2 separate regions of the Mus musculus genome follow, and region 2 is linked to region 1. A link is a loop called in an ENCODE intact Hi-C map of the cell type or tissue named here. Cell type or tissue: gastrocnemius. All regions are shown on one strand. Links, peaks and the distances in the headings refer to the core of each region. The heading gives the core; the rest is flanking DNA.

Region 1 (16,624 bases), core at 3,877-11,876:
GCTGGGTATTAAGGTACAAGCCAGGCAACTTATCAGAATCAACAGTGAGCGACCTACTTCAAGGCCCCCCAGCAACAGGATCAAGTCCTAGCACCAGACTTGGCATGAACGCTCACCTCAGTAATCCCCTAGGTCCTGTGCCTTTCAGGTTGCACTCTAATGCCCTTGGGTCACAGATCTGACTGCTCACCTGGTCCTGCACAGTGCCTGCCTTCCTTGTCAGACTCTTCTCCCAGGTGTGACAGGGAAAGTGCCTGTTGGGCTAGCCGGGGGGGAAAAGAGGTGGGGATACCACACAAACACATATCTCTGGGCACACCAGATGTCCTTGCACTCCTAGAAGGGAAGGCCATCCAATTCAGCTTCAAGTTCTTTAAAACCACTACCCACATTGTCTAGGAACAAAGTCAGAGGTGGTTTTTCCAGTGGGCCTATCTGGGCACAATGAAGGGATGGTTGGGGGAGAGCTTCCACTGTACTGGAAGATGGAGGCCTCCATTGTTTTTGCCTCCCCAATTCTTAGAGACAGTTACTGCTTCAGATTTTGGTAGTGGAATTACCAAGTACTCGATAATGCCTCCTATTTCCATGTGTGGATGATCTTATTTCTTGCTTAATAATTATACCTACAAACATTTGTTCAAGTGCTAGGCATACCATGTTTTCATTCTTTAGCTATTTTATGATCTCATTCATTAGTCACAAACCTTTTAAAGCCACCTAAATTGTGAGAGAACAACAATCACAACCTGCCATAGCATCTAAGGTATGGCTCCAAAGCCGTAAGTTTAAGAGTTGGTTTCTTATCACTGTTAACTTAGTTGACACACACACAGCTTGCTCTATACAAGGCTGGGAGGGAGAGCACTCTCACATAATTTGAGCCCCTTGCATGTCTCCAGCAATATGCCTAGCTAGTTCTTTTGCCTGGTCTCTTCTGAGTGGCCCTGAGTGCCCTCAAGTGCATACTGAAACTTCACATCACCATTACCGTGAGCTCTGTGCATGTTCTCAGACGCTCAATGCCCATACTAAGGCAACACAGGAGCTGGTAGCATAGTTATCAGCGAGGATTTGGCTTCAGAGCCCAGTGATTCATCATCTATCCCAGCAGCAGAACAACACACCGCTATTTTAGTCCCTTAGTGCAATAACTGTCTTCCTGCCCGCCCAACTGCAAAAGTATATTTAAGCAAAATTGACAAAACCAAAACATGTCATTAACATTTGCCCCCTTTCCAGTAAGTAAGAAAAAGGGCTAACAGGCTACTCACCTGATTTCAAATTATCACAAGTTTCAACCCCACGCATTCACAACAGGAAGCAGCGAGCAAGGTCTACAAAGTAACTATTAAAATTCCAAATTCAGGAGGAAAAATGCTGAGCAAAAAGGAAAATTGGTCCTGGCATGTCTGAAGTTGCCCACTTCTCACACTGCCGGTCTCCAGTTCCCACAGGATTCCTGATAGGGGTTTGGCTGTGTGGGCCCATGTGCTGATGCCTGCCTGTGGATGTCTGCCTGGAAGCTTTCGTTTCTCGAGGCACCCCTGCAGTGTACGGAACACGTGACAGCCCCCCATCCCGGTCAAGGCGGACACCGCTGTTTATCTGTTTCCCACACAAGTAAAGCTTTCTTGCTGGAAAGCACAAACTCCCCAAACGCTGTTCTAGCGGAGACTGAATCTTGGGCTCAGCAGCACACAGGAGCTCCTCCCAGCAGCACCCTCCAGGGCCTCCTACCTTTTCAAAGGCGACTTCTCGCTTCCCTCGTTTGCGTTTTCGGGGTCTGCGGTTGACTCGAATCCATTTCGCCACCTGAAGTCAAAACCCAACAGCATTTCAAGCAGGCCGAGGTACGGGGGTCCGCCTCACCTGAGCAGCCGGTGCTGCTGCCACCTCTGCCCGCTGGTACTTACCTCGGAGCCTACTTGCCGTGCGAGCCTACTCGGCGAGCAGTCCTCGGCCTTGCGCTCCTCCTGCAGCGCCTGTGGGGAGAACAAGTCAAGTTCACCGAGCCCAGCGCCACAAGCGCGACACCTCGGCGGGGGCGGGCGGGCGAGCAGGCGGGCTGGCGGGCCGGCGGGCGCGGGCGGGGCGGGGCCTGCCTTAAAGGTGTAGGCTCCCAGGTCCTGGCTGTTATTGTTCTCAGAAAGCACCCTCTGCCTTGACCTGTGCCCCTACGCGCCTCGCCCCATAGATCCACCCACCCACCCACCCATCCATCCATGCATTCATCCATCCACCCACGAGCACAACACTCCCCCGGGTCTAGTCAGAGGCTCGGGTTACGGAATGGAGGGACCCTGAGCTCGGGATTCCGAGGGAAAGTAAGTTTTCTGCCAGCACCACCAAGGTGGCAGGTGACCTAGGGAGTCCAGTGTTCACGTGTCACCAAGCACATGGAAGGGGGGTCCTCCTGTTCCACAGTTAAGGATGGACTCGCCCCATGTACCTCTGTCCGTCTGTGCCAGCCAGGCCTGAGGAGAGGCTGCTGTGCTGCCTGGGCTGGCTGACTCTGCTGCCCTTTAACTTTATCACATTTCTTTTAAAAAAAAAAAAAAGTCTGTCGGGCCCTCTTTATTGCTACTCCATCCTTCTTTCAAGATCAAAAGGTTTGGATCAAAGGCAAGATCAAACTCCGGACTTTAAATAGAAGCAACTTCGCCATGGAGTACTTTACACAAAGAGGAGCTGCTTAATGAGACATCAGAATGGAAAACTTTATTGTACCCTCCATTCCCAAGCACAGCCAGACCCTCGTGTGGCCACTAAAGATGGCTATGTCCTAAAATAGACAACAGGCCTGCTTGTGTAGGGGAATCTTAGCAGTGTTTGTATTTCCAGAAATGTAAACCAAACAAAAACAACAAAACTCTAGAATGTAAGTGGATGCAGTCAGTTCTGTACCTCACTATCCAGGTACAAAAATGCATGTTCATTTGCTAAGTATCTTACGTATATTAAGCGGTCTTACATACAGGTACAACCATCACATCCAACTTTACCCTGCTTTAAGGGGAATGCATAGAAATATGTAATGCTTTGGAAAGCGGGGAAGCACACACACATAAATCGGTAAAAATTATCAACAACATGCAGAAATCTACTTAATTTTAAACAGAAAGATAACTTTGAAGTATTCAAGCTTCCTGCTGCTACTCACAATTCCAGAATCAATATACATCCATCCTGGCAGACACTGCCTTTGATCATTAATTTTTCCCCTTGGGTGTTTACTACCCTTAGGAACACTAACATAAGGAGTTCAACGCAAAGAGTTTATTATTAGTAAGAAAGGTAACTATTGCAAATTAAGCTGTACACAGACATTTATAAGAACTTGTTATGGCTGGATAGCATTTAAAGCATTTAAAGGCTTCCCCCCTCCCACTCCCCCTTGGTCCTACAATTTTCATTTCGTTGTAATCTCAAATCACATGTGTATGTGAAACTGTGCTCAAATCCATAACCCCCACAGAGCCACTGGTAATATCTTAGGAACCAAAATCTAGAGCTCTGGTCCTCACCAACAGCCCCTTTTAGCCCTGCCCAGCCCCGGAGTGCGCAGGAGCACTGACTTAGACTGAGTGGTCCCCTAATGTGTCCCCTTGCCCCATAGTCCTTTCTATAGAGAAGCCATGAGAGTCTTTCCAAAGGAAATTACAATCCCATCCCTTTGCTTTACTGGAAACGCATGGCCTGCCTCTGGCTTCTACCTGAAGTATCATGTCTGAAAGGTTTCTCCTCCCTATCCAGCTCAAAGTCCAATAGTCCCCAGTATTCTAGTAGCACCCTGCCTGTATCACCTTTTGCAACTCTGTCACTGAGGCCTCATTATTAGAGCAGGGTTAAGTTTCAGATCTTGAAAGCGCGTATCTCACACCCCTCCCACACACACTCATCATTTCCATTGCATATTTTATAAAACGCACTTACACTTTGCATTTCGTATGTCTGAAGAGCCAGTGTTAAACTGAAATCAAGCCCTCATCTTATATTAGGCTTACTCAGTACGGCACGATTTTTATGGCTATTAATTTTTAATCTACCATGTGGGTATGTAGGTGGGGCGAAGTGTGTGTGTGTGTGTGTGTGTACATGCCATGTCATGTGTGTAGAGACAGAGGATAATGTGCAAGTCAGGCCTCTCCTACCTCGTGGGATATGAGATAAAGTTTAGGCTGTCAGCTTTGCAGCAATCACCTTCAACCTGCGAAGCCATCTTGCCACCTTGTTATTTATTTTTATTATTAACTGATTAAATATCTATCTCCCTGATGATACTTTAAGCTCCTGGAATGGCTCTATCCTGTTTGTTTGTTTTTCTTGATTTTTGTCTAGACATTAAAACAGGGCCTAACACACAACAGATATTCGATGTCTTAACAGTGAAGGGAGCTAGAGTGAGAGTTCAGTGGATCAAAGCTCCTGCTCCTAAGCTGACGACCTTGGTTCAATCCCAGGGTCTACATGGTGGAAGGAGAGAAGCAACGATACACTCCTTCCATGGCACTTGTCTGGCACACACTCATACAGTAATAAATAAATAAATGTAATAAAATTTTATTTAAGTTAAATACAAGTAGACAGGGACAGAGGAACACACAGTATCCAGTTTAAGGGTGGTTTAATCTTATAATGATTATGTCTCTAATTAACTCCACTTTCTCTAACTGCTGGAATATCACCATTTGTAAAAAAACACAGACTTTTACATTTGAAGAAAAAAAAGAGGGACACATTTCTAAAATGACTTAAAAAACAAAAATTGAAAATAAAAGGTCCCGGGCTGGTGAGATGGCTCAGCGGGTAAGAGCACCCGACTGCTCTTCCGAAGGTCCAGAGTTCAAATCCCAGCAACCACATGGTGGTTCACAACCACCCGTAACAAGATCTGACTCCCTCTTCTGGTGTGTCTGAAGACAGCTACAGTGTACTTACATATAATAATAAATAAATCTTAAAAAAAAAAAAAGAAAAAGAAAATAAAAGGTCCCTATATACCACTAATTCAAATTACATCTTGGTGCTGAGGGCTGAATTTAACCCAGAATGAAGGATATAACACTAGAAAAATTAATGTTCTTATTGTTCAACACAACCTGAATAAATTTCTCTGGTGTCTACTTAAATCCCTTCTTGCTTATGAGTTAATGCAAATGTCAGTAGACTATGGAGAAACCTTTAAACACATTGAAAATTTGCAGTCAGGGACAGATAGTCTAGCATACTCCAGAGTGACAAACGTACTTTCAAGATATCCTTTAAAAATGGACTGTTTTATGTTTGGATTATATCTTTTTAAATGCCTCAGCTAGTTGACAGGCATGTTTGGAAAGGAAGTTTTTCTAAGAAACTTTTTGTCAAAGCAGTTCATAACAGTCAAAGAAAAATTCAGAGCCTAAGGAAATGCCATTGCTTTTAAACAAAAGCCCTGCTAAATACAGAAACTGGAGATTATTTTCACAGAGAAAGTATTTTTTGGTTTTCTCTTTCAATCTTTTTTTTTTTTTTTTTTTTTAGTGGAAGAGGAAGTTATTCTCTCACGGGAAAAGGGTCTTGATGCCAATCTCGTACTGATTGGGTGGGTGCTCTCTTCCTGCTTCTATTTGGTGAACGAAGCATAACACAGAGGAATGAGGAGAGTCCACAGGAAGCCCTGTAGGGCAAACATAGGGAGCCCTTTAATTATTCCAGCAGACAGCAAATTATGCTCCCCTGGGCAAAGGCAAGGGAGAACCATCTGTAGAGAGAAGCCAAGGACTTTGGCTCCCAAAGGATCTAAGGGCTCTGTTACTAACCTATGCCAGGCTTATAGCATCAGCACTGGAGAGACTGTTGCAGGATTGTGAGTTCTAGGACAGTCTGAGCAACAGAATAAAACAAAACAAAACGTCAGGACAGAGGGTGTCTGCAGGGTCTGCAGATATAGTTACCTATAGATGAAGCAACAGGAACAAGTCAGAATTAAAACTGACCCTGACCGAGTGTTACAGCTTTAAATTTTGACTGAATGTAACACACCTTAGGTGTTGTTTTCTCTGAGTTTAGAAGAAAGCATACTCTTTTTGTCTTCTTCATCGGTGCTATGACGGAGGCCTTAGTTTCTTTCTGAGGGAGATTTCAGCCCTGTCAGGTGGATATAATCCTGCAGCCCAATTTTCAGGACAGAAGTATGGATCACACCGGGTAGGCCACCGCAGGCTTAGCTCCCTGCCCAGATTGTTTTCCTGTTTGTAAGTGCTGCCCTGACCTCATCAATGCTACCCAGAATGCTCTGCGAGCCCAGGCTAGTGGACAGTGTGTAAGATGCTGCTGTCCCCTTCCCCTGTACTTTAGCACTAAGGGCTGAGCCTGGGCACATGGACCCTAGCCAAGGGCTCCTCTACTGGACTGTGCTCTTTGCTGTAAGCTCATGATCCTCAATAAGGAGCTGAGGGAGGCTAACTAATGGTGCTGTGCTAACAAAAAACAACACAAAAACAAAACAATCACACCTACCACAGGCTCATGCCCATTTCCCAGACTATGGATGATGAAACTTCTCCTGGGGAGGGGTGGGGGATGTGGCTGAGTTCATGCTTAGGTCCAGTCAGACCTCTATAAAGCTGGCCCTGTAAAGGACTCCATCTTCCTGTGCTCTAGGCATGACCTCTTACCATGTAGATCTGCTGAGATGATATCCACCCCTATGGGGGGGGGGCATCAAGAGAAAAAGCCCTGTAAATCCACTGCTGTGCTGACTGGGACCTGGCTATTTCTTCCCTCAGTTTTACTTCTCTCTGGTACCAATGTCAGGAATGGTCAGACAAAGGCACCTTGTTTCTTGTCATCCTTCTCATGGCATGGAGTTTTGGGGTCCTCCTTAGCCAGAACAGGAACCTCAGGGACAGTTTGCTGGATATTACCTAAGCTCCTTGCCCATCTTCCTGCCAAGTTCTGCCATTCTGTTTTGGAAGCTGCCTTAACTCCATTTTGAGCAGGAGAGGTCTGAATAAATAAAAGTATTGGGTTTTACTTTCTTTCCACTTTAATTTGCATTTCTCCTTGGTGAGCTGGAAAATGTCATGTTTCCAGCATTTCTCTCCATTAATACAATACTTGGAAGTTACATATGAATGCTAAAGCCATATGGTTATGTTCATTATGAAGTTCAAAGAAAATATTAGGAAACAACAACAGTAAAGATAATACCACATATGTACCACAGAGGTGTCTTAAGAATGTTGACCATGGGGCTAGAGACAAGTCAGTGCTTAAGAGCACTGGCTGCTCTTCCAGAGGTTCTGAGTTCAATTCCCAGCACCCACATGGCTGTTTATGACCATCTACAAAGGGATCTGATGCCCTCTTCTGGCATGCAGGTGTACATGCAGCTGAGCACTCATCCATTCAAGAAGGAGGAAGAGGAGGAGGAGGAGGAGGAAAAGAAGGAAGGAAGGAAGGAAAGAGAGAGAAGAGAAGAGAAGAGGAGAGGAGAGGAGAGGAGAGGAGAGGAGAGGAGAGGAGAGGAGAGGAGAGGAGAGGAGAGAAGAGGAGAGAAGAGAAGAGAAGAGAAGAGAAGAGAAGAGAAGAGAAGAGAAGAGAAGAGAAGAGAAGAGAAGAGAAGAGGCGAGGAGAAAATGTTGACCAGTTTAATGATATCAAGGCCAGAGGAAAGGTGTTCTGAAGTGCCAGCTATCAGAGATCTCAAGAACCTTGCAACTGGTAGAAAACCAGAACAGCTCACTATCAACAGAAGCAGTTTACACAGCACTGGACACTTAAGCTGCTCTGCCTATGCCGCTTGGGGTCACTGCTTAAGAATGGAGACAATGGGTCTTAGGTAATTTCAGTGCCTTTATCACTTCATATAGCCTGGCCCTTAAGTTCTGAATGGAACATCCACTGTGACCATGTCCCTTTAAAAATCTTGTTTATTATATGGATATGATTAATCCCAGGTCAAATTACAGACCACAAAATGTAACCCAACCCCATAACATCTGCTATAAGAGACATTATCATATATTCTTCACCATAAGTATGGCTGTAGTTTGTGTGTGTGTGTGTGTGTGTATGAATGTGTGTGTGCAGATGTGCATGCATGTGTGCACGTCAACATAAAGGCAATAGGTCAATCCTGGGCGCTGTCCCTTGAGAACTATTCACTTTAGTTTCTGAAACAGGGTCTCTCATTGGGCTGAAGCTTGACAAGGTGGCCACAGTCTGGCTGCCTTGCCTCCCCCGGTCTTTGTTATACCTGTTCTGTGGATCAAATTCAGGTCATCACACTTGCATGGCAGGCATTTTATTGAGTGTGTCATCTCCCCAGCCCCTGACTGTAATTCTTCATGTCACCTTGACATTTACTCATAGACACTATAACCTTAAAGGGTCATCATAGGTGAAATACTAAATCACATACAGGGGCTTTCCATCTGCAGTTCCTACCTCTAAATCCTCTTTGAGAATCACCGTGTATGTGTCTCACAATGTGTGTGTGTGTGTGTGTGTGTGTGTGTGTGTGTATGTGTGTAAGAGAGAGAGAGAGAGAGAGAGAGAGAGAGAGAGAGAGTATAAATACGGGTATGTGTGTATGTGTCAGTGTGGGTATGTGGTGTGGTGTGGTGTGGTGTGGTGTGGTGTGGTGTGGTGTGGTGTGGTGTGAGGGGATGTGTTGATATGAGGTGAGTGTTGGGGTAGGGGTGTTACAAATCTCACCATTTGGGGCCCTCTATGATTTATGCCTCACAGTCATCTTAATGTCCTCTTTTTCAGTAATTTCAATGTGCTAACAGTGCTGAGAAACACTAATTTGGGTGTTTTTAATGATGTCCTATATGTAACAGCTACCAAAAAAAAATTATAGATATTTGGGAGGCATCTAACTTTGAAGGCCAATGACACAGAGGGTGTTGTGTTCTATGACAGCAAGTTCCCATGGGTGGAAAGAAGGGAGACATGATGATGAAGAGGATGGACTGTTGGGCTGACACAGGGAGCATTTCCCATCACTTCTATTTAGGAATAAACTAAGGACATGAATAAACAAGCCTACAAAAAGACTTAAACAATATAAGATTTCAATGGCCCTCCCATGAAGAAGCAAGGAATACTTTTGAGATTCATGGTTAATACAATTCTGGGTCTTGCACAAAGACCTTGACACGTGTCTTTGGGGGGAGGGGGAGGGGGAGGGGGGGTGCTGGTTTAATGCTGGCCTAGAGCACTGTCTACAGAAGGTATCACTTCCCATGGTCTGATTACAGATCTAGCCTAGAATCAGGGAGGAGGCCTATTCCAGTGGAAAAGACCCGTTGCTATGTACAAAGGGATTGCTTCATTCAAGAGTAGCCATGCTGGCTGACTTCCTTAAGTTGTGGGTAGCCTGCTCAAGCCAAATGGGTTCCCTTGATTAGAAAACACACACACACACACACCCTCATGCATGCATGTTGGGAGAATTAATGACAAACATCTCCCCAAAGGCACAAACACACATATATTGTCTGATGGTATTTTACTAGCTGGAAAGCCAGCAGCACATGTGGATACTTTCCCTTCATTTCATGGGGTGGGATTTGGCATGGCATGGTATGGTGTGCAGAAGTGTGTGCATGCGTCTGTGCCGCTGCCCCATGTGCCAAGGTGTGCAGAAGTGTGTGTGCACGAGTGGATGTGCCACTGTCCCATGTGCCTGTGAAGGAAGGGCTGTGTAAGAAGTCTATGACCCCAGAAAATCTATTCTTTTATAAAATTTCCCACTCAGAAGAGATTGTTGGTCATCAGGCCTTTAAAAGGAACTTAAATAAGTTGCAATTTACAAACAGAAGACTGTGCCTGAATCATCTCTATTAACAAGCATTATAAAAATCTCTCCCTCATACACACAGAGGAAAGTACAGTCTACCACTGTGAAGGGTTGCTAACTCTAATACAAATAATTATGATAGAAAGCCAGTTTCCAGGGTGTTTGTTCACTGAACAGTTAGCTCCGTAGAAGGAGGTGCCCTGGGAAAACAAGAAGAAGGGCCTGTGCTGATTGGTTATTAATCCATTTCTTCTTCCTGGGACGTTCCTCCAGTCATGGATTAAATCAATGTTTAATGCTCCCCAGGCCCAGCTGTGTCCATATTAGGAAAGCCAGAGCTCACATCTCTCCAGGGTAAAAAGGACCTGCCCTTCCTTGCTCTGCTTCCACCCACCGTGTGTGGAGGGGGAGTGTGGGTGCTGGGGAATGTGAACTTGATCCCACACTGATCAGCCAAGCAGCACACCCTCATTGTTCTTTAGATACCAAACATAGCTTCTCTCTAGAAGGGATCAACCCAGTCACTCGACACACAGCATAGCTTTTGTGCTCAGCAGTCAGACAAGCAAAAGCTCTACAGGACATTAAAGCTTTGCATCATGGATACCCCTAAGAGATCAGGTGCAAGAGACAATTTATACTTCTACGTTATACCTCAGACGATAAGACTAACAGGCTCCTAGGACCCTCCCACTTCTCTGAGTTGCCCACAGAATCCAAGGCCTCATACATACTAGGTGAATAAGTGGTCAACAAGCTCCACATTGTCCAGACTGCATTCCTAGTTATGAGTTTTAACCTATTATACAACTGCTGCGGTTTGTTTTAGCTTTGCTTATCTTCTTTGCCTTGCTGTCTGAGGTTCAAGGTCATCAGAAAACGGGCTAGTGCAGCCAGCTAGCTGTCACTGTTTTCTGTGATATCCTGTGAATCTGGCCTCACTGTCTTGGGTCAACGGCCAGGTGTAATGGGGAAGGTGCCCCTGAGAACTGAGACCAAGGTACCCTCTCTCGGCTTCTCAAACACTCATGCCACACAACCTCCCTGAGCCTGTGAGAGTCACACACTTTATTGAGGGTGAAGTGAGACGATGCATGAAGCAAGCACAAGGGTAATCTTTAATTCCTCCACAGTCTCCACCCCCACCTTTTTCCTGCAGACAAAAGCCTATCTGGTAGTTTGAACCAAAGTAAACTTTCAAAGGTCTCACAAATAACTGGGTTGTGACATCATAATAGAAAAGCCTGTTCTGACAACCACAGGAACTCAGTGTCCTTGGATGGAGCCTGGAGAGATGTGGCCCATCTGAGCTACTACAAACAAGCACCTGCCCCTTCCATTGACAAGTGGAAGACAAGAGGAAGCAGGTCCCTGTTATTATGAAGTAGAATCAATAATTCTATTAGTAGCCCCTTCTCATACAAAACAATAGGCTATCTCTTGTTACAGGAATAAGGAAAACAAAGCAAGACCTGGTGGTCACACCTGTAATCTCAGCATTTGTAACATGGAGTCAAGAGGATCAAGAGTCCAAGGCCACCCTAGGATGCATGGTAATACTGTGTCAAAACAAACAAAGAAACTGACCATACAGTGGCATGTTGACACTCCTCTGAATGTATCAGCACAATTAAGTCTCAGTTGTGGAAATGTTGCAAACCCAAAGCACTAATTAACAGGGGCTTCCAAGTTAGATGGACTCATTAGTTGCCTCATCTATAAAATGGGTGCAACAATGTTGATCTTACAGACTTCTGAGTAGACATACATCAGTATCATGTGTGATGCTCCTAACAGAGTCTCTCCCATATAACAGCCGCTTTCATCTTGAATTTTCTAATATTTAAAATGGGACAGAGGAAAGAATTAAATTACATTAAAAACAATTACAGTTCTTAGGGCTGGAAAAGAAGGCTCGATGGGTAAAACCCTTTGTTAAAAGCATGAGGACCTGAATGTGGATCTCATAAACTCATTAACAGGACAGAACAAAACAAGAACACCCCCCCAAAAAGAAAACAAACCCTAAAAACTAAAAAAAAAAAAAAAAAATAGAAAAAAACATAAAACAACCAAGCCATGATCCCAGAACTGGGAGGCCAAGACAGGAAAACTGCAGGGGCTTGCTAGGCAGCCAGTCTAATAACCAGTGAACTCTAGGGTTAGTGAGACACTCCAACTCAAAAATCAATGGAGGGGACAGAAAGAAAGTTCTGCAGGCAGAATGTTTTCTGCTTGTCCAGGGGATCCAAGTGTGGACTGCAGCACCCATACTCAGAGGCTCCCAACCTCCTGGAACTCCTGCTCTAGGGGATCAGATATACACTCTGACCTTTTTGCATGTATATATATACACACATATATATATGGCATTCATGCACACAAACAAATGCTTTTTTAAAAGTCTTTTAAAAGTGACAGAGAAAGAAAAACTCACACACTAGAGATTTAAAAACTACATTCAGATAGTTAAACAACTTACATATTCTTGTGTTTGCCATAGTTTCTTAAAGGATTTATGTAAAACTCCAAAACTCAGGCAAATATCTCTAACTACGAAACCAGTGACCAAAACCCCCCACAGAAACCAAACTAAGACAACAACTACAAAAGACCACCACCACCACCTCAACAACAAAACATACTTTGAGAAGGGGGCACCAAGAACTCTGGAGAATAATAAACCTCATAGTAACTTTATAACAAGCACAAGCACAGAGCCTTGAGGGGAAGCACATGTGTGCTTGGTGGCTCAGAGCAGGCCTGAAAGCACCTCGAGGAAAGGACACAGGGAAGGAAAAGAGATGAAGCTTTTGTCTGAGAGGCAGCAGCCAGACATCCCAGGAAATAGGAAGCCAGGTTGAAGGGATTGTCGCTGTTGCTGGTGACTCCCAGTCACTTACTTCCCCGGAGTCCTGGTCCTGAGCTCCGTATATTGAGTTTTGCTGTACTCCTTTATGGTTTTATGGCAACAAAGCTGTTGAAATTCAAGAATTTAGTTGTGATGCTTTGAGGCATGAGTGATGTCATGCTGTAAAGTTGAGGCTGATAACAACCAGGGTGCCCCTAGCACACTAAAAACTATCTTACCTGTGTTCCCTCAGTGTGCTTTGTAATTTCCATTGGCCTACAAAGGGAAATATTTTTAGCATGTAGCACACTCTGTAACAAATATATAGATGCACTAAAAATATAATTGTAGGAAACTGTTTGGGTTTGATCATCCCAACCTCAACTATGCTCAGCTTTCTTGACCTAAGGCTGAGTGTGGCAGTTTCTCACAAACATGGCTGCAGGGCTGGCACAGTGGACTCTGCTTAAACTAAAAGCCAGATCAAAGGAGGCCTCTTCTGGAGGACTTGGTGCTCCACACAGCAACCTCACTGGGCCTCCTCCTCAAGAACATTTAGGTAATAGATATAAAGGATCATTTTGCTTTTATATCTCTCGATGAAGAGAGAAACTGAACCTGTAGTGTTTTCTGATCTATAGAAATTTTGAGACTAACAAGCCTGGTATAGTTTTCTTATCTCTTGCTGGTTAGACAGGTTAGTATCTGAGACCAGCACCTTTCTTCCTTAGTCATTGGCACACAGTACACAGGCCCTGTAACCTGATGGTCATCTGGGGTTTCTCCCAGTGGGGGAGAAAGGCGAGTAGAAACAGCATTTCTTGACACAGTTTATAGAACATCATGCGGGAAGGTAGGTAACATCCCCCAAACCGCCATACTGGGTCTCAGATCTAGCATAGCTCAGATCCCAAGGAGAGAAAGGCACTTCTCTTAGAGGTGACCAGGCATGCCTATGATGCAAAAACCAGTGAGATGACACAGGTTCTGCTCTTCACTCAGGGTACAGAAGCAGTGAGGCGTCAAACAAGGAAAGGGCTCCACTCAGCGTCACACAGCTCAGTGGTAACCAACATGGCTCCAGACCTCCACTCAATATCTGAACTGCCTCCAGAGTCCAATAGGGTATCGGTACAGCTTAGCAGAACCTCACGATGAAGTGGGCTGTGAAAACACAAACTTGAAGGAGACACTGTTGACCTCTTCACCAGCTGCACGACTGTTCATTCATCACATAGTGGTATCACCTTGCATTTTATGTGTCACACTGTGACAATGGCAGCTACAGCTCTGCAGGACCCTAGGTAGGACGAGTATCTGTTTGCAAAGGTCCAGGCAGAGGACACACCTGGAAGGGCAGAGCCTCTGCTGAATGACCTAAACTCTCACTAGGGAGCATCAGCTTTTGTCAGAGGCATGTGGCAAGAGAGCTGCCCTTTTATAATCACATTTGGACTTTGGTGATGGGGCAGTCGCTGACCTACCCTGACTTGTGACACACTTGTTGGCTGCCTACCACCTGTGCTCCTTTACTGCTTGGTCTCAAGCACAGAGGACAGAAGCCAGGGCCTTGAGATGGGAACTCACCAAGAGGATGCAGATAACATCCTTCCAGCGCTTTAGCTGATACAGAGAGACCTCCTTGTGTTTGTTTGCTTGTTTGTTTGACCATTTGCCTTTCCTCATTTTTCATTTTGGTGGTCTGGAATTTATCATCTAATTTTTTTTTTGTTTTGTTTTTTTTGCCTCAAGAGAGTATGGGCTTAATCTACCAAGCCAAAACACTAAACTAATCTGCAGTTACTCACATCAGAAACAATTAGCTCTTGGATGCACTGAAGGTCCATATTGCCTATGCAGAGCTCCAGTCCATACACACGGCTGTCCTTTAGAGACAGGTAAGAGACTGGCTCTGTGTTTCCATCAAGCACCTGGAGAAGCCCGGCAGTATATAAGGACGGGCCCAAGGAGAAAGAGCCCTCACGGCTGCCCACGGTCCTCTGCTGTGTGCTTCTGTTGCACCTATATTCACCAAAAGTATGGAGTTAACCTGTGTTAAAAACACTGCTAAAAATTACAAAAAGATCTTAGTCTGGACCTTAGCTGTGCCACTAACTAGACTTGCAAGGGCTGGAAGACAGCAACTCTTCTCACAGGGCTTCTCTTATCATGGTGAGGAAAGCAGGTTCTCTAGAAAGAGTCCCTAGCTGGTGACTCTAAAGCATTCGACAAGATGAAGCAGAGCAGGCAGTGCCCAAAAAAACATTCCATGCAAGATATCAAGCCTATCTGGTACCATATGATGGTTCTTCCTAACAGAGAAGGAAGAATAGTCCTGTTCTCTGAAAGTGGGATTCTCTGGTGGCAAGAGCTGGAAGAAGATGCCCTAGGTATCTCGGAAGGCCCCATTGAGAGCCACTGCCTCAAAAACCCAGATACTGATTTTTACCCATCAAGCTGTGCAGTGATGCTAGGTGATGTCATACAGTGCCACGGCACCAACTCCCCAGCCTGCTCCTTGAATTTAGGAGGGATACTGTGCTCATATAAAGACAGATAGTTCTTATAGAGAGTGTTGAAAAGAAAAGGGGAAAAAAGAAGCTGGGGCAGCTTTTACTGAAGTGGAGTAGCTCCCAGGGACAGCCATGTATTTCCAGTAGCTATCTTCCTTCCAGTTTTCTGAGTTTACACAATCCTTTCTAAAGAGCTCTCGTGACAGAACAGCCTCATTACAGTAGAATCCTTCAGGGCAGTCTTGCTTGCTATGAGGGGCATGAAAGATGCTAAAGGTCTGTATGAGTGCACAACACCACAAGCCTGAAAACAAACAAACAAACAAACAAACAAACACAAACAGATAATGCTCACATGTTCCAAGATGGCCCCTCACGCAGTACCTTAATAGCAATCACATGGCTTGCTTACAAAAGAAGCTTGCTGACTTGTGAATGTGCTGGGGTTTGATTCAGCCTCCAAACTGAACATGGCAAATACCAGAGTCAACCTCTACAGCTCCTTTTAGGTGTCCGGTTCTGGGGCAGAGGCCTCTGTGCCTTGCTGATCAAACACACTGAGCTCACTGGCAGAGTCTGTCACCTGATATCCAGCACACTGCACATGGATACACTGTTGTGCTTGAACAAAGTAAACATCACAGCAAGTATCTGGACCAAGTATGTGAAGAATATGAAATCGAAGGATGCCAAGTGTTTAGAACGTACTTAGAAAAGGAATGTTTAACAAAAGCCATTTCTGAGGATAACATAATTATAGTTCCTATCAACCAATTCCAGACCTACTCATGAGAGTAGAAGTGGGCTGAGCCTGAGCTTTAATTAGGCTGCGCCGTGATCCTGATGGCCCGTGGTCTCTGACCCAAGTGCAAGGGGGTATTCTAGCAGGGAGTCAGCCTAGCTCTTTGATAAATCATTTGAACCACTCACTATCAAATCCATCTCTCTCTTCTGTTGGAGAGAGGCTCTAGTTCACAGCCTTAGCTTGCTTGGGCTTTACTATTATACAGAGCAAGACCACCCCTAGTGTACTGTAACCTCCTGTGTCTGCCTCTCAGTGGGGCCACAGGAATATGACGCCATCTTCCCAAAGCTAGTTGTCCTTGCCTCCTTCTCCTTCTGCTTCAAAAGGCACAACAGATTTATTTCAGTTTACTAAACAAATACTAGATTTCTCTCCTCTGGTGCCACATGTCTGAAAGTATTTGCATCAATTTGGCCTAGTTTAGAATTTCCATTTTTTTCCCCTCAAGGAAAAAAAAAAGTTCTCTAATGCTCTTTGACCAAGAAAGCCATTCTGACATGAATCATACATAAGTCCTATGAGCTGACTTTAAAAATACATGGTCAGTTGGAAGCAGCTCAGGGGTAAGATGCATGCCCGGCACACATGAAGCCTCTACCAGCACATGTCCACCTACACACACGTAGTGCTCAATCTGAGGTCCTAAGGATGCAGGCCTTCAG
Region 2 (16,624 bases), core at 2,959-10,958, 46 kb after region 1:
AGAAGCAGGAAATTCAGAGTTAACCTTAATTCTACCCTTTCACATTTTCAAGTTACAACTGGCTTCACGGCCCCTCCCCTTTTGATAGGATTATATGCACAAGAATCTGGAATTCTAGGTAAATACAGGGTGGTGATGAAGGCCCCTGTGAAAACATTCTCATTCTCTCTCTCTCTCTCTCTCTCTCTCTCTCTCTCTCTCTCTCTCTCTCTCTCAACAGTGTCTTGCCCCCTAGTTGGCTGCCATTTTGGAGCGCCTGTGGATTCCTGCCTCCAAGGGTAGACTAGAGGCTGCAACCAGTGCCTAAAATCACACAGAAAAAAAACATGTGGGGAATCTCCAAGATGTCCCCTGAGAATTGCAATGTACTTTCTACACTCTGTCCTGTGATCCACCCCATTTGAGACACTTGTTTCTCATCTGAAGTCTCTAAAACATCTATGACCAGAACTGACCCAGTTGGGTCCTCTTACTCCTTTTTAGAGACCCAAATCTGATCACACCGCACTAGCTTTCCTGCTCCCTCTTGTAGGCTGCCATTGCCCTGGGTGGACTTGTAAGAGTAATCCTTCCCAACTCATTGCCTGCTGAAACAGAAATATGCCTTCCCTCACCGTCTCCTCTGCTCCCTTCTGAGTTTTGAGGAAGAAGTTAGACATTATAATTGGACAAGACCCAGTGGAACTAAGACGTGAGCCTACAGGGGAAGGTCACTGTGATCTTGGAAACAGGACAGCAAGAGGGGCTGGCAGACTAACAATACTGAATCCTGCACAGCAGGAGTTCATACGGGGAAGGGACAAAGCAGGTGAGCCAAGAATAACTAGGTAGCAGGGTAAATGAGAACAGCCTACACAATTCATATACATTAATTTAATAGTATATATAAAAAAGCAAAAAATGCCCAATAGTCACTAAATAAGGACAGAGGGATAGCCCTTGGTGTAAACTTCAAAGAGGTGAACCAGGGAAAGGACAAGTGATTCTGTCAGTTTCTAGCTGGCAAGCGACACCTCCCCAGCTTAGAAGTCGATAAACTAGTAAATTGCCCAGATCCCACAAATTCTCAAATATCTAGATACTTGCAAAGAGATGGGATTTATCATTCCTTTTTTTTTTTTCCTAGCCAGGAGGGCCTGGAGTGTTTGCTGGAGAGATAAACAAATGTGAGAATTGAGCCACTGAGGACAACTGGTTGTGAGCACCTGCAGAGGTACCCAGGTGCCGTCCTCATCTGAGGAACAAAGGAGAGACACTGGTCATGAGGGGCAGCTCCCACATTTCAGGAGTAGGGAGTCAAACTCTTCCAAAGAAACTCTGTGTGATTGCTGCAGCTGTGCACCCCTCCCCATCCATAATACCTACCTGTCAGACCAGAGAGGGGTTGTGGAACAAGCCTAAAGTGAGTTGGACCCAGAGATGACATTCCAGCACACGTCAGAATAAATAAAGGTCAGGGCGGGGCTCTCCATGCTGAGACTGAAGAGGCAGTGAAAAGGAACACAGCCCCAGTGATGTCTAGCAAGTTCAAAGGAGTGAGTACATGGCCCAGGAATATTTAAACCTAGCTATTTTGTGACACAGATGAGAGGCATGCATTCCTAAACAGTAAGAACTCTGAAGCCACACAGCCTGGGAAACTGCAACGTGAACATCAATTTGATAATGAAATTGAGCCAACAAAGAGCTGAATCAAAATAAAATATTCCTGAATCTAGACACATGGTTAAGTGGTGGTGAGTACTAAAATCCTTTTTGCTGGCAAAGCAAACCTTAACAATGTAACAGTAACAACTGAAAATGAGAGAATTGGGGACATAGCAGAAGCATAGAGCTGCCTATTCTGCCTTTTAAAAACAAAATAAAACAAAACAAAACATCACTTGTGTTTTTGGCTTTTGAGACAGGGCTCATCCTGTCCTTGGTTAGCCTGGAACTTGCTTTGCATCCTGGCTAGATTGAAACTCAAGGAATCATGACCATGCACCTCCTCTTCCCCAGGCTCAAGCATGATGGGAAATCACCCTTGGAATCATGACCATGCACCTCCTCTTCCCCAGGCTCAAGCATGATGGGAAATCACCCTTGGAATCAGTGAACCTCATTTGTAGCGATGCTTCTTGACAGAATTGTCTAGCAGAAGTTCTGTCTCATGTTACTACAAACTCACTTTAGTTTCCCTTTTCACTAAACTTGGGTAAATGAAATCTTGGAAGCACCCACAAGCCCAGTGTGGTGGTACACACATGTAATCTCAGCTCTTAGGAGGTAGGAGTATTAGAGACAGTCAAGGTAAGCTTGAGCTATATAGAAAAACCTGTGTCAAAAAAGTAAACAAAGTAAAATAAAATAACAACAAGGAAAAGCAGAAAGCAACAAAAGTTGACAAGGGGGAATCGGTGAGAATGTAGTCATGTGACCATGAAGAACAGTGTTGGGGTTTCAGAAAATGTGACCGAAGACTCAGCTCTACCACTGCTGGAAAGCCGTCTCGGTTGGCAAAGCACATGGTAGGTAAGCGCAGGGACCTGGGTTCAGCTCTCAAGCATCCACATCACAAACCAGTGTAGAAAGATGGAAGATTCCACGGATATATGCTTGTGGCAGGGAGTGGGGCTTCACCCCATCTGGTGGTTTGAATCTGCTTGGCCCAGGAAGTGGCACTATTAGGAGGCATGGTCTTGTTGGAGTAGGTGTGGCCTTTTTGGAGGAAGTGTGTCACTGTGGGCTTGGGCTTTAAGACCCTCATCCTAGCTCTCTAGAAGCTAGTCTTCTTCTGTTTGCCTTCAGAACAATAGAACTCCCAGTTCTGCCTACACCATGCCTGCCTGGATGCTGCTATGTTCCTGCCTTGAGGATAATGAACTGAACCTCAGAACCTGTAAGCCAGCCCCAATTAAATGTTGTCTTTATAAGAGTTGCCTTGGTCATGGTGTCTGTTCACAGGAGTAAAACCCTAAGACACCAGACCAAGCTGGACTTTGTTGTGGTAAGGTTTATTTTATATATATTTCATCATAAAATGTGAGCAAAAAATAAATTTATAAGAGGGATGTGGGCCCCTGAACTGGCTCAGTAGTAGGTAGTAGCACTTGATGCTAAGTCTGATGACCAAAGTTTAATCTTGAGATCCACATGGAAAAAGGAGAGAACATGCTGTTCTCTGACCCAAATGTGCACACACACATGCACAAACACACATGCAAATGCACAAATATACATGCACACACACACACAATGAAAGAATGATATTCAACAGAATGAAATGGCAAAACCACTTGAGTCAAGGACTTTGTTGCTGTTGGGGGCATTATTTATTTTGGTGTGTGTGTGTGTGTGTGTGTGTGTGTGTGTGTGTGTGTGTATGTATGAGAGAGAGAGAGAGAGAGAGAATTAAATGCACATGTGTATAAGTGAGCATGCCTGCATGTGTGCAGCCCATAATGTTTGGTATCTTCTTTCAACACTACCATCCTTGCTCCCTGGAGGTACCTGGGTCTTATCTTCCTCTGTTGGACTTCAGTGATTCCCCTGCCTCTGTGCCCCCTCAGTGTTGTGTTCTAGGTGTTTGTGGGACCCAGGATTGCTGTGTGGGTGCTGGGAATTGAGATCTCGTTTTCATGCTTTCACAGCAAGTCTCTGAGCTGCTGGCCAAGGTGACTCTGAGGTTGCAGCCTCAGAAGGAGACAGGCTTGCCCAGATGACTCCAGCAGGGCTTTCTGGTTTTATAAGGTCACTCAGAATGCAACTGTGTTTGGTGGTGAACAGCTTGGAGTTACAGCTGGTTTCTATACTACCAGGAGCTCACACTCCCCAAACTCATATCCTTCGAGTCCGTATCACTAGGCCCCTCTTCTTGCAGTAAATGTAACAGTAAATTCTTTACCGTCTAGCACTGACATAATCTAATCCCCAAATGCTGCGGCCCCTGTAGTCACTCTGTGAATTCACCAGGATCCCATGAATTACCTGGGAAAGAATCAGCTGCCCATGAAACAGATGCACAAATTTTCTTAAAAACGGAAAATAAATTTTCTCTCCAAGTGTTCTGGTTAGGAACCGAAGAAGGAAGTAGCCCTGGGGGAAGAAAGACAGACAGACAACAAGATGGCATCAGGAGTCATCACAATTGCTTACAGAGTCTACTGGAAGGCACTAGTGCATCCAGAATGTTGGGCCTTCTCTGACCCAGACACCTTTTATATTCTGACCAGGGCAGACTTCAGGGCCAACAACAACTTTTTTAATGTCATAACCACCTCTGCTTGAACCCTGCAAGGGAAGAGAGGCTCAGAGCCTTCAGACCAGGTCCAGTTCACACCTGGTCCAGAGGTGCCTGCTGTTCTAGTTTCTACTCATTTGCAGCAGGAAACTGGCTTGGCCTTGTTTCGAGGCTTTTGGCATTAATTAACCTGTGAGTACTCGGCCTAGGCCCTCTGAGATGCTGTTGCAGAGGCAGGGGCCCTTTTCTTCGCCTCAGCCATGTTACTCATGGTGTTCAGCTGTATGGCCCCAGGAGTGCTGTCCTATAACTAACGCTGTAGCCATCAGACACACTTACCTTTAAGTAATGAACCTGCATGAAGCCCTTCTCTGGATTGAGTCCATGCTTGACAACAGATGCACCTGAAGCACTCACATGGCCAGTCTCTTCTTTGTTGGGTCTGGAATAACACAGTGCCACGTGTCTAAGTGCAGTGCATTCATACTCACTGGGCTATTACCTCTCATCTCTTAGTTTCAGACTTGTGCAGCTGTGCCTTCCTTCAGCTCAACAGTTCCAGGTATAATTGGAAACAGTTTACAGTACAAACTCACACACTCAGCAAGAAGGATTTATACTCAGTCTGGCAACCCAACATTGGCTATTGGCAATATTTTATGGTACCTTATCCAAGATGAAAGCCTGCCAGGCCCTCCAGGAATCTTAAACTCCAATATGAATTATTTATCTCTGTGAACACCTTCTTGGTAAGGAAACTGGACTGGGAGACACAGTGGTACATGTTGTTCACTTGGGAAAATTATGAGTGGGTGTGCATGCGTGTGTGTGCGTGTGTGTGTGCGTGTGCGTGTGTGTGTGTGTGTTAATTGTAAAGAGTCACATCTCATGATCTACACTTAAGTCTCCTTTAGGATATATTTGCATGCTGAACCCACCTGAGATGCACAAAAACAAGCATAGGAAAGGTCCAAGAAGCTCTTGTTTTGGGGACAGGGAGGAAAATAGTGATCACACACTCGTTTCATAAATGTGTCTGCATCCTGGGTGTGATGCTTTGCTGTGGGTTTGTGGTAACACATAATTTAAACCACTGCCTCATTATTCAGCAGGGTACTTTCCACCATGTCCTTAGCTTTCCTAAAATGCCATAGATCCTTTGGAAGATGTGTGTTAATGCCAGGTAAGGGGAGAATTGTCAGAGGGACAATATAGAAAGGTAGGGCTTTGGCATCTGAGCGGGATGGTTTATTATCAACTGTTCTTTGTCTTCTGGAATTGCTGAGAGAGCTCTCACTGTGTTGGCCCTGGCTGGCCCGGAACGCAGGGCAGCCTGTGCCTCCCCCCCCCCCCCCCCCGAAGCCTGCTCAAAGGATGCATCACCACACCCCACTAAGCGTTTCTCTTTCTTATCTACTACTCACTACAAGGTTGCAGAAGCTCTTGAACCTTCAGTTTATTAACTAGTATGGTGGAAGTAATTCTACTTTCATCTCCAGGTCCTGTGCAAACCCTTCAACAAGGGCCATGAATAAAATAACAACTTCTTCAATGTAGTAAGATATTCTAATTGCTTTATGTAAAGAACCCCTTAGTAATTTTTAGTGGAATATCCCGGAGCATAGTTCTAGCTGACACGAGGCTCTAAACTAGCAGGTGTCTGAAGCAAAGGCAGTCAGAATGCGTAGCTATGGGAACTGACTCCAGAGTTTCCATTTCTCTCCTGCATCCTGAACTTACATGAGCACCCTCTTGAATCACCACCCCTTTTGACTTCACGAGTCCACTGATACACATTAACTCAGGTCTCTGCTCTCAAGCCCTTCTCAAGCCCAGGTGACTATTTGAATGAGGAAACCCACAATAATTTTGCCAGGGAAATCCTACCACCTGTAGTCTTACTAGAGAAGAACACCTTCTCAAGGTCCAGCTTCCCAGCCCCAGGGTGAGGCACTCACTACAAGGTTCTCATGCTTCTGTGCTCAGAACTGAGACTACTAAAGGGGAGGAGACAGTGATGCAAATCTCTGTTCACTGGCTGGCTTCCAGCTCCGGTTCCCAATGACACCTTTAATGGCTGTTTTTCCTTTTGCCTAGAAATGACCTTCCATAAAACACTCCTCTTACAATTTATTCTTCCCTCCTCTCCAAATGAATAATTATTTAAAACAGTCCTTTACGTTGACAGGATCCCTAGCAGGGATACAAGCTCTCAGAGATTCCTGTTAAAGTGGACATAGGGCTAAAGCGAGCAGGGCACAGGCAAGCTCTGCAAGACTCAGGAGGAGGCTTTCAGGAGGAAAGACACTCCATCAGCAGAGACCACGAGCTTCTGTCTCTGGGATACCGCCACATGTCATGGTGCCAGCTCTATGCAGAGACACGATACAGAAAAGGCAGGAACCAAGTCTAGCCTGCCTCTCACAGTCACACAGAGGAAGCTCTCACACCCACCAGGTGCACATATAGATGAACCTTCCCACTTCTACTTCTGGAATCCCAGAACCCAGCAACACTGGCCTCTAGCTACAGATGGGAAGAGCAGACTCCTTGCAGAGGGTGAATGAGTAGTATGACTCCCTGGAGCAATCTAGCAACGATGTGTGCATTTTACTGCACATGTTTTATTTTAACTTAAAATGTTAAGGAAAAGCTGAGCATTCTAATGAATGGCTAAAGTCCCAGTATCTTAGAGGTTGGAGCAGGAAGAGACAATATGCAGCTAGGCAGAGCTACAAAGTGAGATTTTTCTCTCAAGAGAACCCAATCAGATAAATGAAATCCCAAAAAGGAAACTTTTTAAAAGTTAAGAAAACATGCAAATAAAACAGTATCCACTTTTCCCTCAGATCAGTGGACACATGGGTAGCAAAATGGAGTTTACAACTTTTGTGCCACAAAGGACTGGAAACAAATACAAGGGGGGGGGGCAGTAGAGGAAGTGGAGGTTGGGCTTGGAGAAACTTTTGCTTCTCTCACTGCAGACAACTGCTTACTACTATACTTCTTCTGTCCACTCACCCTCAACCTCTAGATGACAGAGGACGCTGTAGCAGCCACTCTGCAACCATAAGGTAGTGAGTCAGTGTACCCAGAGAGCAGAGGGGATAAACCCACGGTAAACCTTCTCTCTGGCATAAACTGAGCCCCACGTTAGCCCAGACTGCCTGCCTTCTGCCTGCTTCCTGTGTAAGAAACATATACACCATGTGTTGAGGTCAACTTTCCTTTACAGTCCATTATCCATACCCAGGTGCACACATGGCGGATGGAAAGCTGGGGTAGCACTAACAGCAACGTGGCCTGGGGAAGACCAGGGCCTCTGTGCTGTGAACTATGAGTCCTCTTCAGCACCCCGCCTCCCTTACAAGAACCTGATGAGGAAGGAGTTGTGAGGATGCCTATTAGGAGCTGAAGAACAGGGGTGGGTAGAAAAGATCATATACTCCAGGGCTTCCTCGAGAGGAAGGCCCTTACATAGCTCCGCAAAATCCTCAGGAGTGAGTCAGAGACTCTCTTTCCTTCTTAGAAGCTTTCTTTCCTCACTGCACAGCCTATGATGAAGTTCATATAACTAAAACCACGGTGTAAAAGCAAAGTGTTAGTCATGCTGCAGCTAGCAGGCTCCAGTTTACCCCTCTCCTGACATGCATGGAATGTGGGTGATCAAGTTACCAAGGTCGTCTGGGCTCATATGCTCTTGGTTTCTGTTGTACCTGGCACCAAATACAACAACCGAGGTGAACACGACCTTCCTCGACTCTACCCTGCCTCTCCTGCACACTCACAGAAGCTATCTGAATACTTTCTGAGTGATGGTTGTATCTGACGCATAGGGATTCCATTTGGAAAGGGGAGCCTTAAGAAAGGGCTGGTCCTTCTCAGCTATGATCAGGGGTAAAATTAAGAGAACGGCCTCTGTGAGGTGCTTAGTCACTTAGGTGTTTGGTTCTGTCTGACCTGCCCAGCTCACACAGATTATCTGCCAGCATCCCTCTTGTGCTTGTGGATGCCAGCTGCCAACTGCCACTATATGCTACTTGTCAAAGGTAGCCACCCCAACAAGGAGCAGAGCTTCATTTACACCCTAACTCTGAGGAAGTGAAACTCTTAAGTAGAAACTGCCTCTAAGTTCCATCTGAAATCCATAGGCACCTTGAAGACTAACAGGCAAAGTGCATGCTGGCTAAACACTTGGCTGTGAACACTGGGTGGGTGTGCCATGTGCAGCCCCATGAAGCAGAGTTCCCTCATCAGCAAAATCAAGAGATGGTGGCTGCTAAGACAGCTCAGTACAAGCATGGATGAACCCTAGTACCAACAGAAGTGCCAGGTGGAAAGTGGAGATGGGGAGAATGCTGGATAGATCAGCCAGAACGAGGAGATCCTGCCTCAGCGCATAAGGTACAGAGAGGTCAGAGAAGACACTCCAGAGGATGCATGTAGACAAGTGCTTTCACGCTTGCTAACATACCAACACAGTGCACACTATACTCACACACACACACACACCCCACTGCATACAAATGAAGCCTTAAGTCTTTGCAGCCTTTGTCTTTAAGCTGTTCTCTGATACCTCATTATCATCATCTCACAAAAAGGAGCAGTGAAATCCCAGTGCTGCTTAGAGCTGCAGGAAGTTGCACCCACCCTTCACCCACAGCTCACAGCACTCTGGGAAGAATGCACGGAACTCAGAGGTGAGGATGGACTATTTGGTTTTTGCAACACCTTTGTGTATAAAATGGCCAAAAGGAACAAAGACTTGCTGCCAGCTAGCACTTGCAGCGTCAATAAAGTGAACAGGGCAAACGCTGTGGACACTTGAACTAATATTGTGTGGGAGACTCTAAGCTTATCAAATAGATTTAACTGCGAGTCTAGCGAGTTTACTTGGAGGAGTTTCCTAGCAGGACCATTTGCCTGCATTAGATGCAGCCAGTGGAGTATCTATCACCCTAGTGCTGCTGACAAGGGCAATTGCTAAGATGACTTGGGGCAGAAGGAGGTGTGTTCAGAGGATCATGAGCAACACATGAAGGAGAGGTCACCTGCTAAACCAGGCAAGAAAGAACAGCTGGCAGAAAGGTGCAAACTCAAAGGAGTGAACACATTTTGATGAGCTGGGTAGAAAGCAAAGGAGTGAAACTTTATAAAGGACCAACTGTCAGGCGTCTCACATCTTTACTCCCAGCACTGGGGAGGCAGAGGCAGGCAGATATCTGTGGGTAAGAGGCCAGCCTGGACCACAGAGTGAATTCCAGGCCAGTAAGGACTATACTGAGAGAACCTGACTCAAACAAAGAAATTAATAAATTAACAAGCAGCAAGCAGCAATCATCACAAACCCAAAATGCCACATGATTCAGAATGGCAACAAATCTGAAACTCCCTCTAAGAAACAAAGCCTGAAACGGATCAAAAACAAGAGACAGGTAAATATGATGGCCTGATGGTCTGAGTAGGATGTCTGTCTGTCTGTCTCCCCCTCCTTTCCCCAAAACAATAATAACAAAACAAAAATTTTAAATTAAAAAATCAGAAGAGCTAGAAAATATAAAAATGGAAGACCATGTTTGTCCAGCATGGAGAAAGGCAAATGGAGCAAGCTCCACCCAGCTTCATTCTGTGAGAAGAGAAGTGGGTAGAAACAGGGCTTGAACTCCAGCAGCACACAGGGCTCTGCTTGAGGGAAGGGGAAGGAAGGCCCCAGCCTGACTCAAGGAAGAGCAGAGGGCCTTTGTTGTTCTGTTAGCCAGTGTGGGGGCAGCGGAGTGTAAAGGGCATCCTCAGCAAGAGGGGTTACAGGCGCGAGTGTGAGGCACACTTGCTTTTCGGCTGGACACATGGGATGAGTGGCTGGGAGTTTAGCTAGAGTTCTCAGTCTTGTTGGCAACCGTGCCCTACTGTGATCTTTTATATCTCGTGCTGTCCATAAACATCAAGTGTTAAGATCCTTGCCATAGTACTGCCAGGAAGAGCAAAAACCAGAATTACCAAAACACCCAGTGATTGTCAAATGCTCAGTGCTAGTAGCAGAACATACACACATAGCTTCTCAAAAGGGCCTTTGAGCATTGATAATGTAAAAATAGCCAGGATCACCTTCAGAGGGAAATGAGGAAGACACACTGCACCTTTTTATACCTGAGTGACAGCTCTCATACCAATGACCTCTGCAGATATTTTGAGCACCCTACACTAGAAATGGCTTCTGGGTCTCATCCAGGCCCAAAGTTGCCCAGTGCCCCCTGCCCTAATTTCACTTTCTATCTCTCCCTCAGACAGTCGCTGGGTAACTCAACTGGTATTCAGAGTTGTTATGCATGGAGAGAATGTTCCCTGATTCCATCAATCTTTTAAAGATTTTAGACTGGTAAAATTTACCATTAAAAAAAATGAAACACTCCTCCATTGTTGGTGGGATTGCAAGCTTGTACAACCACTCTGGAAATCAGTCTGGTGGTTCCTCAGAAAATTGGACATAGTACTACCGGAGGATGCCGCAATACCTCTCCTGGACATATATCCAGAAGATGTTCCAACTAGTAAGAAAGACACATGCTCCACTATGTTCATAGCAGCCTTATTTATAATAGCCAGAAGCTGGAAAGAACCCAGATGCCCCTCAACAGAAGAATGGATACAAAAAATGTGGTACATTTACACAATGGAGTACTACTCAGCTATTAAAAAGAATGAATTTATGAAATTCCTAGGCAAATGGATGGACCTGGAGGGCATCATCCTGAGTGAGGTAACCCAATCACAAAAGAACTCAAATGATATGTACTCACTGATAAGTGGATATTAGTCCAGAAACTTAGAATACCCAAGATATAAGTTACAATTTGCAAAACACATGAAACTCAAGAAGAACGAAGACCAAAGTGTGGTCACTTTGCCCCTTCTTAGAATTGTGAACAAAACACCCATGGAAGGAGTTACAGAGACAAAGTTTAGAGCTGAGACAAAAGGATGGACCATCTAGAGAATGCCATATCCAGGGATCCATCCCATAATCAGCCTCCAAACGCTGACACCATTGCATACACTAGCAAGATTTTGCTGAAAGGACCCTGATATAGCTGTCTCTTGTGAGACTATGCCGGGGCCTAGCAAACACATAAGTGGATGCTCACAGTCAGCTATTGGATGGGTCACAGGGCCTCCAATGGAGGAGCTAGAGAAAGTACCCAAGGAGCTAAAGGGGTCTGCAACCCTATAGGTGGAACAACATTATGAACTAACCAGTACCCTGGAGCTCTTGACTCTAGCTGCATATGTACCAAAAGATGGCCTAGTCGGCCATCAGTGGAAAGAGAGGCCCATTGGACATACAAACTTTATATGCCCCAGTACAGGGGAACGCCAGGGCCAAAAAGTGGGAGTGGGTGGGTAGGGGAGTGGGGTGGGGAGGTATGGGGGACTTTTGGGATAGCATTGGAAATGTAAATGAGGAAAATAACTCATAAAAAATATTTTTAAAAATGAGTCATTTATGCTGGCCATGGTAGCTCATACCTGAAATTCCATCACAAGAGAAACTGATACAAGAGGCAGGGGGAGGGGGAAGGGGGTTTCCAAAGGGGAGACCTAGAAAGGGAAAATATTTGAAATGTAAATTAAGAAAATATCGAAGAAGGAGAAGGAGAAGGTGGAGAAGGAGAAGGAGAGGGAGAGGGAGAAGGAGAAGGAGGAGGAGGAGGAGGAGGAGGAGGAGGAGGAGGAGGAGGAGGAGGAGGAGGAGGAGGAGGAGGAAAGAAGAAAGGATTACTGCACGTCTGAGGTCACCCTGCGCTAAAGAATGAGTTCTAGGCCACCTGGACAACACATAGAACTTCTGTCTCAAAAACCAGAGACCGGAAACTCGAAACGTGGCAGCAGTGAAGGGCACATGTGCATCGTGAGGCCTGGACCTTGGGTCCCAGCAACCACACAAGCTTGGCCTCTTCACACACCTATAACCCCCAGCTCTGAGGGGAGCTGAGGCAGGTGGATTTCTGGGGCATGGCTGAGAAAACCAGAAACACAAGGTGTAGGGAGAAGATTCTGTCACAAAGGAACATGTGGAGAGTGTCAGAAGACAAACTGTGGCTTCTTCTGGTCTTTACCTATGCACAAGCACCCCACCACACAATAAATAAGTAGGTGGGCATGTAAACAAGCAAACCAACCTTAAAACAAAAGGCATATCCAATAACTTCTACTGTATTCATAAGGCAGTGTAACTATCATGAGTACCTAACTTCAGAACATTCTTTAACACTGCAGAAACACCATAAGCATGGACAATCCCTTTTCAGTACGGCAACCTTTGATATCATTAGTCTGTGTGTCTCTACAGATTTGCTTAGATGATTCAGAGAAGTGAACTCATAAGCATGTAGGCTTCTGTGTCTGGTTCCTTTCCTAAGTTACACTGTATTAAAGGTTCACATGACATGCTCAAGCAGGTGACAACCCTCATTCTTATTGTAAGTTAATGGTTTATTTCATGGATCTACCATATTCTCTTTATCTAAGCCTCTAAGAGGACACTTAAGTTGTTTCAGTGTTAGCAACTTATTGATGAGCATAGAGGGAGGAAAGTCTTCAGGCAGCAAGGCTGGGACTTTGAAAATGGACAGGTCTCGGCCAGAGGCCAGCATGCTTAGGCAGTGCTGGTCCCTATTCTCATTTTGCATTTTTATCTTTCTTTGCACAGCTGCCTGGAAGCTATGTGTCATCAGCTATTTCATTGGTCCTAAAGGTATATGCCAAAACTCCAGTCCAGACACTAGGAAATAGACACACATGGCCACCGTATGGGGCCTGGGCAGCCCAGCTCCCTGTATCTTAGCCTATTAAAGCATTACTAACTCCAAGACAAGAATTCTCAGTGCAACCAATATGGATGTCTTTGACCCTATAGGTGCTCTGCATGCTTGCTTTCTGCAACAACAACAAAAAATCCTCCCATGAGCATTCTCCAAACAATGCTCTGAGCATGCTTGTTTAGTGTCAATCAACCATCACCCAAGAATCCCTTACTCTACATGTCTATCCTCTTGACAGCACCACAGTCTTGATCACTGCAGTTTGTGGATAGTTTTGAAACTGAGAAGCATAAATTCTCCAACTTTATTGTCCCTTTTCAAGGTTGTTCTGGTTCTACAAGGGTGCTTTGCATTTCCACATGAATTTGGTTTTTTTTGTTTTGTTTTGTTTTTTTGTTTTTTTTTGTTTTTTTTTTTTTTTTGACTCAGGAATCTAGTGTCACATCCAGTGACCCTGAATGACTCACGGTCTTTTTGTTTGTTTGTTTGGTTGGTTGGTTGGTTTTTTCGAGACAGGGTTTCTCTGTGTAGCCCTGGCTGTCCTAGAACTCACTATGTAGACCAGGCTGGCCTCGAACTCAGAAATCTTCCTGCCTCTGCCTCCCGAGTGCTGGGATTAAAGGCGTATGCCACCACGTCCAGCTCCACATGAATTTTAAGATCAGTTTGTTTATGTCTACAAGCAGAGAGCTGAGATTTTGAGAAGAGTATGCTGGGTCCACAGGTCAGGGAAGCATACCTGTTCTGAGTCATACAGACGAGGCCTTTCCACATATTCTGGCCTTTCATTTCTTCTACAGTTACTCGTTACTACAGTTACTCGTTCACGTGTGCTGTATTTCTTTTTTCAAATTTATTCCTATATATCCTTCTTTTGATATTATTTTAAGTGAATTTTTCTTACCTCATCTTCAAAATGCTCCTAACGAATGTATAGGAGCAGTCAAGGTTTATACCTTCATCTTACAGCCTCCTCCTGTATTGAATTTTCTCATTTGCTCTAACACTTTTGGGGGAGTCCCTTAGGACTTCCTCTGCAGAAGATGATATCATGAAAAACACTGACTCCTTCCCTTTCATGTTCAACCTGAATGCCTCTTCTCCCACGTCTGTGCCTCATTACCCAATGGGACCTTCAAGACATTGGTGACCCTAAGTCCAGCCTTCCTCTTGTCTTTCTTTTCTCCTCAGTCTTTGGATTGAGAGAACAAAGGAACCTGTCATACTAGATTCTAGCATGTGGCAGCTGTCTTCTGCCATGTCTTTGCGGTAGCCTGGTAGAATACTTGCACAGTTTCTGTTAGTCATTTCTGGATCAAAACTACTGACCAAAATACTGACTAGATGATATGAAATGGGGCCCAGGGAGCAAGCATGTTCTTTATGAAACCAAGTCGGCCTAGGAGTTTATGAGAAAGTACTGGTTGGATAAGAAGTGTTCTAAGTGGCTAAGAATTTGTAATAAAGCAATGTGTGTCATACCTGCTTCAATCAGCAGTTAGGTGTGCAGGATCCTCAAGATAGGTCAATAAAGAATAAATCACTGCAGATTGATGTAGTGATATGAATGTCTCTTGGGAAATATTTCATAGGCTAACAGTGATATATTGTATAAGAGCTATACAAAGCAGCCATATGCATATATACACATAAAATTTATTTTCTGAATATTCACAGGGAAACACTTGCAAGGCTTATCTTGCCTTAAGGGATTTGACTATTATGAACTTCTTTAATTTAATATTTTACTTTTTGAGATTATGAAATAACTATATCACTCTTCCCTTTTCATTCTTCTCTCTAGAGCTTCCTATGAATCCCCTTTCCCTGCTCTCTTTCAAAGTCATGGCCCCTTTTTCTGAGAGAGAGAGAGAGAGAGAGAGAGCAAGAGAGAGAGAGAGAGAGAGAGAGATCCTCAATACATAGTATTATAATTTGTATTTGAGAGGAGAAGAAGCATGGCTAACTAAGTAGTGACTCTGGACTGCCCTACCTCTTGATGGTTTCTATAACAAAAGAAACCCTAGTAAGTATTATTGCAAAAATAAAACACACATGTACCTGTGTGCAGTGGCCTGCAGAGCTCTCATGTTTAGCTGTACAACCAGTGGCCTGCACAGCTCTAGCCTTCCTTCATAAAACTTAGTGAAGAGTAACCAGGGAATGACCACCCTGAGATGAAGATATAGGATTGAGTTAAATTATGCCAGACATGTCTGATACCTTTGCTGTTTAAGAATGCAGTGGAGAGAGAGAGAGAGAGAGAGAGAGAGAGAGAGAGAGACTGCCTCCCACAGAAAACCTGTGTAGGCAGCTGGGAGACAGCTAGTCTCTGGAATGGCAAAGTGCAGAGGTGGTTCCTGGCGAGGTGAGGGCCTTAACATTTTTTAGGGGGTAGTTGGCCGGCTAGTACCTGAGGTCCAAATACAGCAAACTGGGTGTGTCGATAGGGAGGAAGGCCTGAAGCTGGAGTGATAGTGCAGGAATCCTAAGACACAGATGCAGACACCTTCAGACCAACACAGGCTAAAGCTTGGGTGGGTCACAGTCTCAGGCAAGAGCTCTCAAAGGCCTCAGAGGCAGGAACTGTTTTATTCTCAGGATTCTGGTACGATTAGTGGTAGAGGCAAGAGAGCCTCATGGAGCCCTAGCAGAGGGACCACTAGAGCAGCCCTCTTGAGAAGTTAGGTCAGCGTGGGTTCTGGGAAGGTAGGGGATTCCCATGAGTCTCAGAAATGTTGCCAGTTCCATTTTTATCTCAGGCCATTAGTATGAACACCTTTGTTCAAATTTCAGATACCCAATTTAAATGCTGCCATTTTAATTTTGTAGCCTGGCATTCTTGCACTTAAAAGGCGAATGTTCTCTAAAGTCTTGGGAAACTTTACTTTTTCACATTGCAGCTTGCTCTGGTTGCCAGGAAACAAAGGAGGGACTTCCAGGCTCAGGACAGAAGAAATGCAGGGCCAGGACCCCCGTGTGTCCCCAGAGACAGAAGACACATCTTCTGCTCTTGCCACATTTGACAATAATGTGCCAGGTGATGTGGGCATCCATGATGACATCTAGTATGCACTGAGTATTAAGTCAGACCATAAGAAACTACCATTGTTTGTCTCACACCAATTACAGTGACTCCCTAGGATTCCATTATTCTATGTGTTTTAAATTATTTGGATGAATTTTTCCCTCACGTTAATCTCTAATGTAGAAACTGGACAGTGTTATTCAGCCACTGTGTGACTGTAGATAGAAGCTTAGCATGGTAGCCCTCAAGGTTACAAGGCAAGGCAAGACTCATGCCCAGGGAACCTGGCATCCTGCCCCTTTTGCAAACCCTATGCTGCCATACTGGGTTGAGACCCAAAGACTTGACAAGCTCTGCAGCAGAGTTTAGGCCTCCATTCTCAGTTGACATCATTCAGATGAGGCAGGATTAGACACATTCTAGCCAAGGATGGCAGCTGTTCTCTTTCATCCTCTTCAAAGTCTAACAAACATCATGAAGCCTGGGGATTCAGCCAGTCCCTTTAAAGGGTCAATCACTATGTGAGATCAGGAAAAGCATTGCACTGCATTACTG

The links. Hi-C counts contacts between places; a loop is a spot of excess contacts. Peaks named below come from ENCODE experiments on the same cell type or tissue, not always from the same donor. Only the 100,000 strongest peaks of a DNase experiment are listed, where the experiment ranks them.
Region 2: it touches region 1 in a loop (2.2-fold over the local background); 7 of 42 quality-filtered maps call a loop at or near these places.

What each region holds. Positions count from the first base shown.
Region 1 is chr13:63,225,448-63,242,071 of GRCm38, reverse strand. It overlaps Aopep (aminopeptidase O), which reads right to left. Exons shown (of 16, transcript NM_001289926.1): 12 at 1,917-1,985; 13 at 1,741-1,815. Among named protein-coding and RNA genes, the nearest start is that of Gm16907, 63 kb to the left of the region's middle. In gastrocnemius, for the core only: a CTCF peak has its summit at 7,335 (motif pointing left); no DNase peak of the experiment used is centred there; H3K27ac peaks cover 3,030 bases.
Region 2 is chr13:63,178,519-63,195,142 of GRCm38, reverse strand. Aopep (aminopeptidase O) reads right to left here. Exons shown (of 16, transcript NM_001289926.1): 8 at 4,562-4,664; 9 at 3,970-4,077. Among named protein-coding and RNA genes, the nearest start is that of Gm30409, 54 kb to the right of the region's middle. In gastrocnemius, for the core only: no CTCF peak of the experiment used is centred there; DNase peaks (open chromatin) are centred at 6,235 and 6,588; H3K27ac peaks cover 895 bases.